Regions from separate parts of the Homo sapiens genome. Here region 1 is linked to region 2. A link is a contact called in ENCODE Hi-C or POLR2A ChIA-PET data. All regions are on one chromosome and are shown on one strand. The core of a region is the stretch at or near the end of the contact, and the rest is flanking DNA. Distances in the headings are between cores, read along the strand shown. Region 1 has its middle 32 kb from the start of TLR5. Region 2 overlaps CAPN8 (calpain 8).

Region 1 (3,154 bases), core at 3-2,502, 450 kb after region 2:
CATTTCAGATGCACTGCCCATAAGAAAAGGAAATATTGTTTCATGAAATTTGTTTCACATGTATGTATGTGTTTATGTGCATGTGTACTGCGTATTGATATAAAATGTACTTTTTGATTGGGTCACTGTCTAGAAAAGTTTGAAAAACACTTTATTGTTTTATTGTTTATTCCTATATCCAGAGCTAATATCCTTTTTTCTAACCATCCCAATTATTCTCCATTAGAGAAAAGCATATTTTGTCTCAAATTTTTTTCAGCCTGTTACAATGATATAAAACAAATTCATCCAAACCTATTTTTGTCACAGGGAAACCCCCTTCCAGCTCTGAAAACTCTGGGGCTTCCACATGTCCTACAGGGTAAATCCAAATTTCCACTAGCTTCCAATGTTCCACATTTCCAGCCATACCTTCCGTAACTCCTCAATGCTCATGCTCCTGCCAGGCTTGTCTTCCCAAGGTAACTTCTGTCTGCCTAAGAAGAAGGCGCCCCCTTCAACTCCCCATCTCTATCTCTCAGGCCCTGAGCAAGTTTAACTTGCCTCTGACACTCTTCTGCTTTGCAGGCCATGGTGATTCCAATTTCCTGTGAAAACAGCATTTCTTGTGCAATAAGTGCATGGGGTCCCTTGTCACATGTTGCTGAGTTCCTGCATTAAAAATCACACTCCCTCAGCACAATGCTTTTTGAGATTCGTCTCTGTCTCATACGCATCAGTAGCCTGTTCCTCTTTTCTCAATCTCTAAGTAATACTACATTGTATTCCATGGATAAACAAAAATTTTCTCAGCCATTTGCAATGAGCTTGCCAAACTGCTAAGTCTGGGTGAACAGTCCCCATAAGACTGCCCTCTCCTCAGATGCCAAGTGTGGGGGTCCCCAGGGTTACCCTCACTTCAGATCAGCTGGCTACAAATTCAGAGGTCTCCACAACCACTCTCAGGCTTGACAATTTGCTAGAACAAGTAACAGAACTTGGGAAAGCCCTATACTTAAAATTACAGTTTTATGACAGTGAAAGAATACAAATTAGAAATAGCCAAAGCTTCTACTGCATAGGGCAGAATCTGGGAGAGTTTCAAATATGAAGCTTCCACGCCCCCAAGAACATGTTGCCTTCCCATCATCGATATGTGGCAATGTGCACAGAGTACTGTGGATCTTGGAAGTTCAACCGAGATTTGGTGTCCAGAGCTTTTAATGGGGCTCAATCACACACTGCCCAAGCACCTGGCCTTTAGTCTCCAGCTCCTCCCAGAGGCCAGAGCAAATACTGTGTGTTCCAAAGGCCCATCATAAATCACATCATTAGGCTGTTGCTGGCCAAAGCCCCCAGGCAAACGATGACACTCCTATTGCAGGAGACTTCAGGGGTCTAGAGATCACCTGCCAGTGGCCCAAGACAAAGACCAGACCTCTGTTTGGTTAATTCTGCACTACGCGCCATTCACCTGCCGATGGACATTTGGAGTGTTGCCAGGTTTTGGCTATCAGGAATAAAGCTGATGTTGGTAAATGCAACAACCTAGGTGAATCTCAAAACTATTAGACCAAGTGAAAGAAGTACATACTTATGATCCTATTTATAGAAACTATAGAAAAGTCAAATCTAACCTATGGCGATGGTAGAAGCAACTACAGCTACATAATTTGTAGGGCCCAGTACATTTTATTGTGTGTACCCCTCAATAACTCAATGAAGTAGATTTTTTATTTAAAAAATACCATTTACTGAGCTCTTGCTATAAAACCCCCGTTTGTCAAGGACCCCAAATTTGTAGCCAGCTGATCTGAAGCACTTTACTAAGCACTTTACAATATTAATATATTTGTGCTCAACTGATACTTACAGATGAAGAAATTTAGGCTGAAAGAAGTAACCTGCCCAAGGTTTCATCTGGCAAGGGACAGTATCTGGATTTGAACCCAGGACTGTTAGGCATTGAGAGCAGTGTGCCTAACCACCAAATACCAGTACTCCTGTCCTCTGTTTAACTCCTCCCTAGGTCATGGTCTGGCTTTTCATATATATTTTTCTGGTCTTCCCATCCACTGTAAGTTCCCAATAACAGAGACGTCATCAACAGTTGGGTACGCTGTGGAATACACACAGGAATTTCTTGTCAGACAGTTTTTTCATATGCATATATCTTCATACACAGGGATATAGGTTTTGTTTTTTTAATAAAATTGAGATCTCATTATGTAAACTGTAACATGATTTTTTTTTCATATAATGGTTCATGAGTTCATTTTTCCTCAAATCTTGGTGTTCACTGCATTACTCCTTGGTTGATTTTTCAAAGCAAGAAGGAAGATAAAGTTTTTAGGTTTTTAAAAGTGTCTGTGACATGCTGCTTTGCTATAGATGATAATCCTGCAGTCATACCTGCACAAGATCCTCTTATTACAATTGAGGGTGGTTGTTTCCTGTATATATTGACACTAAAGAAGATCAATAACTTACAGGAAAAAAGTCCTTCTGTCAAGAACATTTGATTCTGTTTTTAGAACAGTTACATTTCTTTAAGGACAGCTCTAAAGTGTAAAACATAAAATGTTTGCAAATATGTATATTATATATACCTTAAATGTGCATCAAGAACATTATATTTAATGACTGCATGTATTCCAAGAAGTAAATGTATCATAATTTATTTAGCCAATTCCCCATTGTTAGATAACTCGCCTTTCCCCATTTCTTTGAAATTATAAACAATGCTGCAATATTGAGACATGTTCGTGAAGTATGAATTTTACTTAAAAGTTTCTGGGGTAAAGAGTTAAGTACTTTAAACGATACGTAATTTTTTTTTAAGTTTTGTTTTTCTTTTATTATTATACTTTAAGTTTTAGGGTACATGTGCACATTGTACAGGTTAGTTACATATGTATACATGTGCCATGCTGGTGCGCTGCACCCACTAACTTGTCATCTAGCATTACGTATATCTCCCAGTGCTATCCCTCCCCACTCCCCCCACCCCACAACGGTCCCCAGAGTGTGATGTTCCCCTTCCTGTGTCCATGTGATCTCATTGTTCAATTCCCACCTATGAGTGAGAATATGAGGTGTTTTGTTTTTTGTTCTTGCGATAGTTTACTGAGAATGATGATTTCCAATTTCATCCATGTCCCTACAAAGGACATGA
Region 2 (3,113 bases), core at 478-2,977:
CAGCTGGCCTGGCAGAGGCAGGTTAGTGTGGGGGAGGAATTAGAATTAGCCAGTCTCAGCTGGGTACAGTGGCTCAGGCCTGTAATCCTAACACTTTGGGAGGCCTAGGCGGGTGGATCACTTGAGCTCAGGAGTTCGAGACCAGCCTGACCAACATGGTGAAACCCCGTCTCTACTAAAAGTACAAAAATTAGCTGGAAATCGCTTGAACCCAGGAGTTGGAGGTTGCAGTGAGCCGAGATTGGGCCACTGCATTCCAGCTTGGGCAACAGAGCAAGACTCCATTTAAAAAAAAAAAATAATTAGCCAGTCTCATGGACAAAGAACCACCAGAAATGAAAATGGTCACAATAATGCCCCCTCCCAATACGTCCTTAATCCTCAAGTGCTGTCGGTACTCTGTGATGCCACCAGGGCTTTCGAAGGGGACATCGCCAAGTTTAATCACAGCATCATGACTGCTCATGTCATGACCACGCAGAGGGGCAGTAACTCCCTTCAGGTTGTGTCACGAAGAAACACGTGTCTCTAGGGCCACACATGAGCCTCCTGTAGGAAGGATTTTTCATTCTACTGTGTAAGATTGAGCAAAACCCAAAACCTCAGTTCCGCCAACTTCCCTAAAAGGATGACAGGGCCACGTGAAATTGAAACCCTGAATGTGGGCCATTCTTACCAAAAGTCACTACCGAGCTGTCCAAAGGGCTTGTTTGACTTTCTCTCCTTTCCCTGAGCACCCGCTCCCTGGCAGGCGGGAGGTGGTGACTGTCAAGTCCTGGAGGCCCTACCAGCTGGAGATGCAACCTGGGATAATTATATATATCAGCTATTGGAGGAGGAGGGTGCCGAATCTCTAAGGCAACATCCCTAAGCTCAGCCCAGGGATTAGTGAGATTTTACTTAAAAAAAAAAAAAAAAAGTAAAAAAAAGAAATTGGAGCAGTAGGTCAGATCTGGAATTTTCCAACTCCTGCCCTAATCTTTGTTTATAACAAGCACATTCTGAGATTTGGTTTTAATCAAATTAATGTTTCAATGAATTGAAGAGGCTCTGGGAATTGTCGTGCTGACCCCCGGGGTCTTAAAGCCTGGCTTGGAGGAAGAGGCTGCGCTGGAGTGTGCCCCAGCTCTTATGCTGGGGAGAGAAGGTGCTTAGGTTTTGCTGAAGGTATTCAGGCAGGGATTTTTTTTTTTTTAAAGATGGATCTTGATACTGCTCTGTTACTTAGATGTCACATACATATTTCAGGAAAACCTAACTTCGTAAAGGTCAGGAAGCTGGAGATGGCATTCAAACAAAGTGCATAGATATTGCCCTTGAAAGGCCACCAGCAGGAGGTCTCACAGGGTGACGTTTCTTCTGGGAAATTGCCGTAAAACTGGGCTGGATGATCATTCTCGTGGGTGTAAGGAAGTGAACCATGTCCATGTCCCCAGAGCTGGTTAGACTCTGTCAGCATATTCACCCTAGACTGCTGGATAAGCCAGAGTGATAAGTGACTAATGGGTACTGGAGTGCCTGCCTTTCCAGTGACGAGAACTCATCCACGTTCTCTCCTGGGCCTCCCCATTCCTGCAAACAGGGGCCTGGGAGTCTTAATTAGAAATGTCAAATTTGCCCTAGAGAGTAAAAATTAGAGCATAATGTTTGAGTCATAATGTTCCTGGCACATGTCCAAGGCCATCGTGCTAGTGCCCATGGAGTCCGTGTCCTGGGTCTGTGTCCCTTCCCCAGACAGTGTGCTCGCGCCACACTGTCCATTCTGCCTTTCTGTCTGCCTGCAGTGCTTTTGGTATTTTGTTTCTGGCTCTTAGGGGGAAGCTTAGCTGCAGTAAACAGCTTGCCCTGCTTGTAGAACCTCTCAGGAGCGAGCATCTCTGCTTGTTTTCCCCTCAGTGCACCAGAGTGGAATCACATAGACCCCCGGCGGAAGGAAGAACTGGACAAGAAAGTTGAGGATGGAGAATTCTGGTGAGAGAGTTTTCTGCTGAAGCGCTGTCCCATTGGTGATGGGTCCATTTTCAGTTCTGATGTGAACTCTAGGTCTCTGGGTCTTCCAGGAAGGCGACATGGTTCCTGATCATGGTGAATTCATTCTTCTCCTTTTGTCCTGGTATAATTCCACCTCTATACCAGCACGTCTAAAGCACTGAAACCATGATATCTAGGCCCTCAACCTGGCTTAGCTATCAGCCTGTCTTTCTCAGTTCTATTATCTTTCCAATGAACTGAGAGCACTGCTTCTATCTCTTTAAGCTAAGATTTACCTACCATCAATATGGGAGAACTTCCTTTGCTAGTGAGCTAAGGAAGATAATAAGGATACTCCTTGAATATGGTACGGCTTAGCTGGACATCACTCCGAATTAAACAAAAAGAAACCTCTTGTGAGCTTAGACTTAACCCAATCTAGAGGCAGAGGCTTTGTTGAGATGACCTCCTGGGGTCTTTTGCAGTTTACAGTTCAGATCCTTTGCTTGGTTGTTAAGATATGTGTGTGGGGCTCCCTGTAAGAGCCAAGAAGCTAGCGCTAGTGAAGAATGTGGACTGTTGTCTCTGCGTGTTTGTATCAGTGTGCTGTAGGAAAGATCAAGCTAGCCCACGGCCTCTAGGGCCTGTGCCACAGGGCTCCTTCCCGTGCTCAGTATGCGTGCCTTTAATCACAACCCAGCCCTCTTCACTGAGAGCCCTCTGGTGCCTCTGCCCCAGGATGTCACTTTCAGATTTCGTGAGGCAGTTCTCTCGGTTGGAGATCTGCAACCTGTCCCCGGACTCTCTGAGTAGCGAGGAGGTGCACAAATGGAACCTGGTCCTGTTCAACGGCCACTGGACCCGGGGCTCCACAGCTGGGGGCTGCCAGAACTACCCAGGTAAGGTGAAGGGCTGCCTTGGCCCAACCTCCTCCAGCTTATCCTCCCTGAGCTGGGTCATTTTATGTAATTTTTTGGTGCTATTTTGTGTGTTTTTTTGAGACAGGGCCTTGCTCTGTTCCCCAGGTTGGAGTGTAGTGGCACGATCTCTGCTCATCACAACCTCCGCCTCCCGGGCTCAAGTGATCCTCTCACCTCAGCCTTCTTAGTAGCTGGGACCACAGGCATGCACCACCATGCCTG

The links. Hi-C counts contacts between places; a loop is a spot of excess contacts on that map. ChIA-PET counts read pairs that join two places held with the same protein, here RNA polymerase II (POLR2A). Pooled maps may share reads with other maps.
Region 1: a pooled map shows a loop between it and region 2 (3-fold over the local background). The contact joins two enhancer-like sites. A Hi-C loop is called at or near these places in 1 of 168 maps with a recorded cell type or tissue (MCF 10A) and 7 of 50 pooled maps. POLR2A ChIA-PET finds 5 or more read pairs at or near these places in 1 of 52 experiments (GM12878).

What each region holds. Positions count from the first base shown.
Region 1 is chr1:223,173,314-223,176,467 of GRCh38, reverse strand. No RefSeq gene overlaps it. Among named protein-coding and RNA genes, the nearest start is that of TLR5, 32 kb to the right of the region's middle. Within about 2 kb of position 1,252, at least 4 of the 41 ENCODE cell types and tissues checked have a DNase peak (open chromatin) inside an H3K27ac peak, as active enhancers do.
Region 2 is chr1:223,619,050-223,622,162 of GRCh38, reverse strand. CAPN8 (calpain 8) reads left to right here. Exons shown (of 21, transcript NM_001143962.2): 8 at 1,897-1,971; 9 at 2,710-2,870. Among named protein-coding and RNA genes, the nearest start is that of CAPN8, 45 kb to the left of the region's middle. Within about 2 kb of position 1,727, at least 2 of the 41 ENCODE cell types and tissues checked have a DNase peak (open chromatin) inside an H3K27ac peak, as active enhancers do.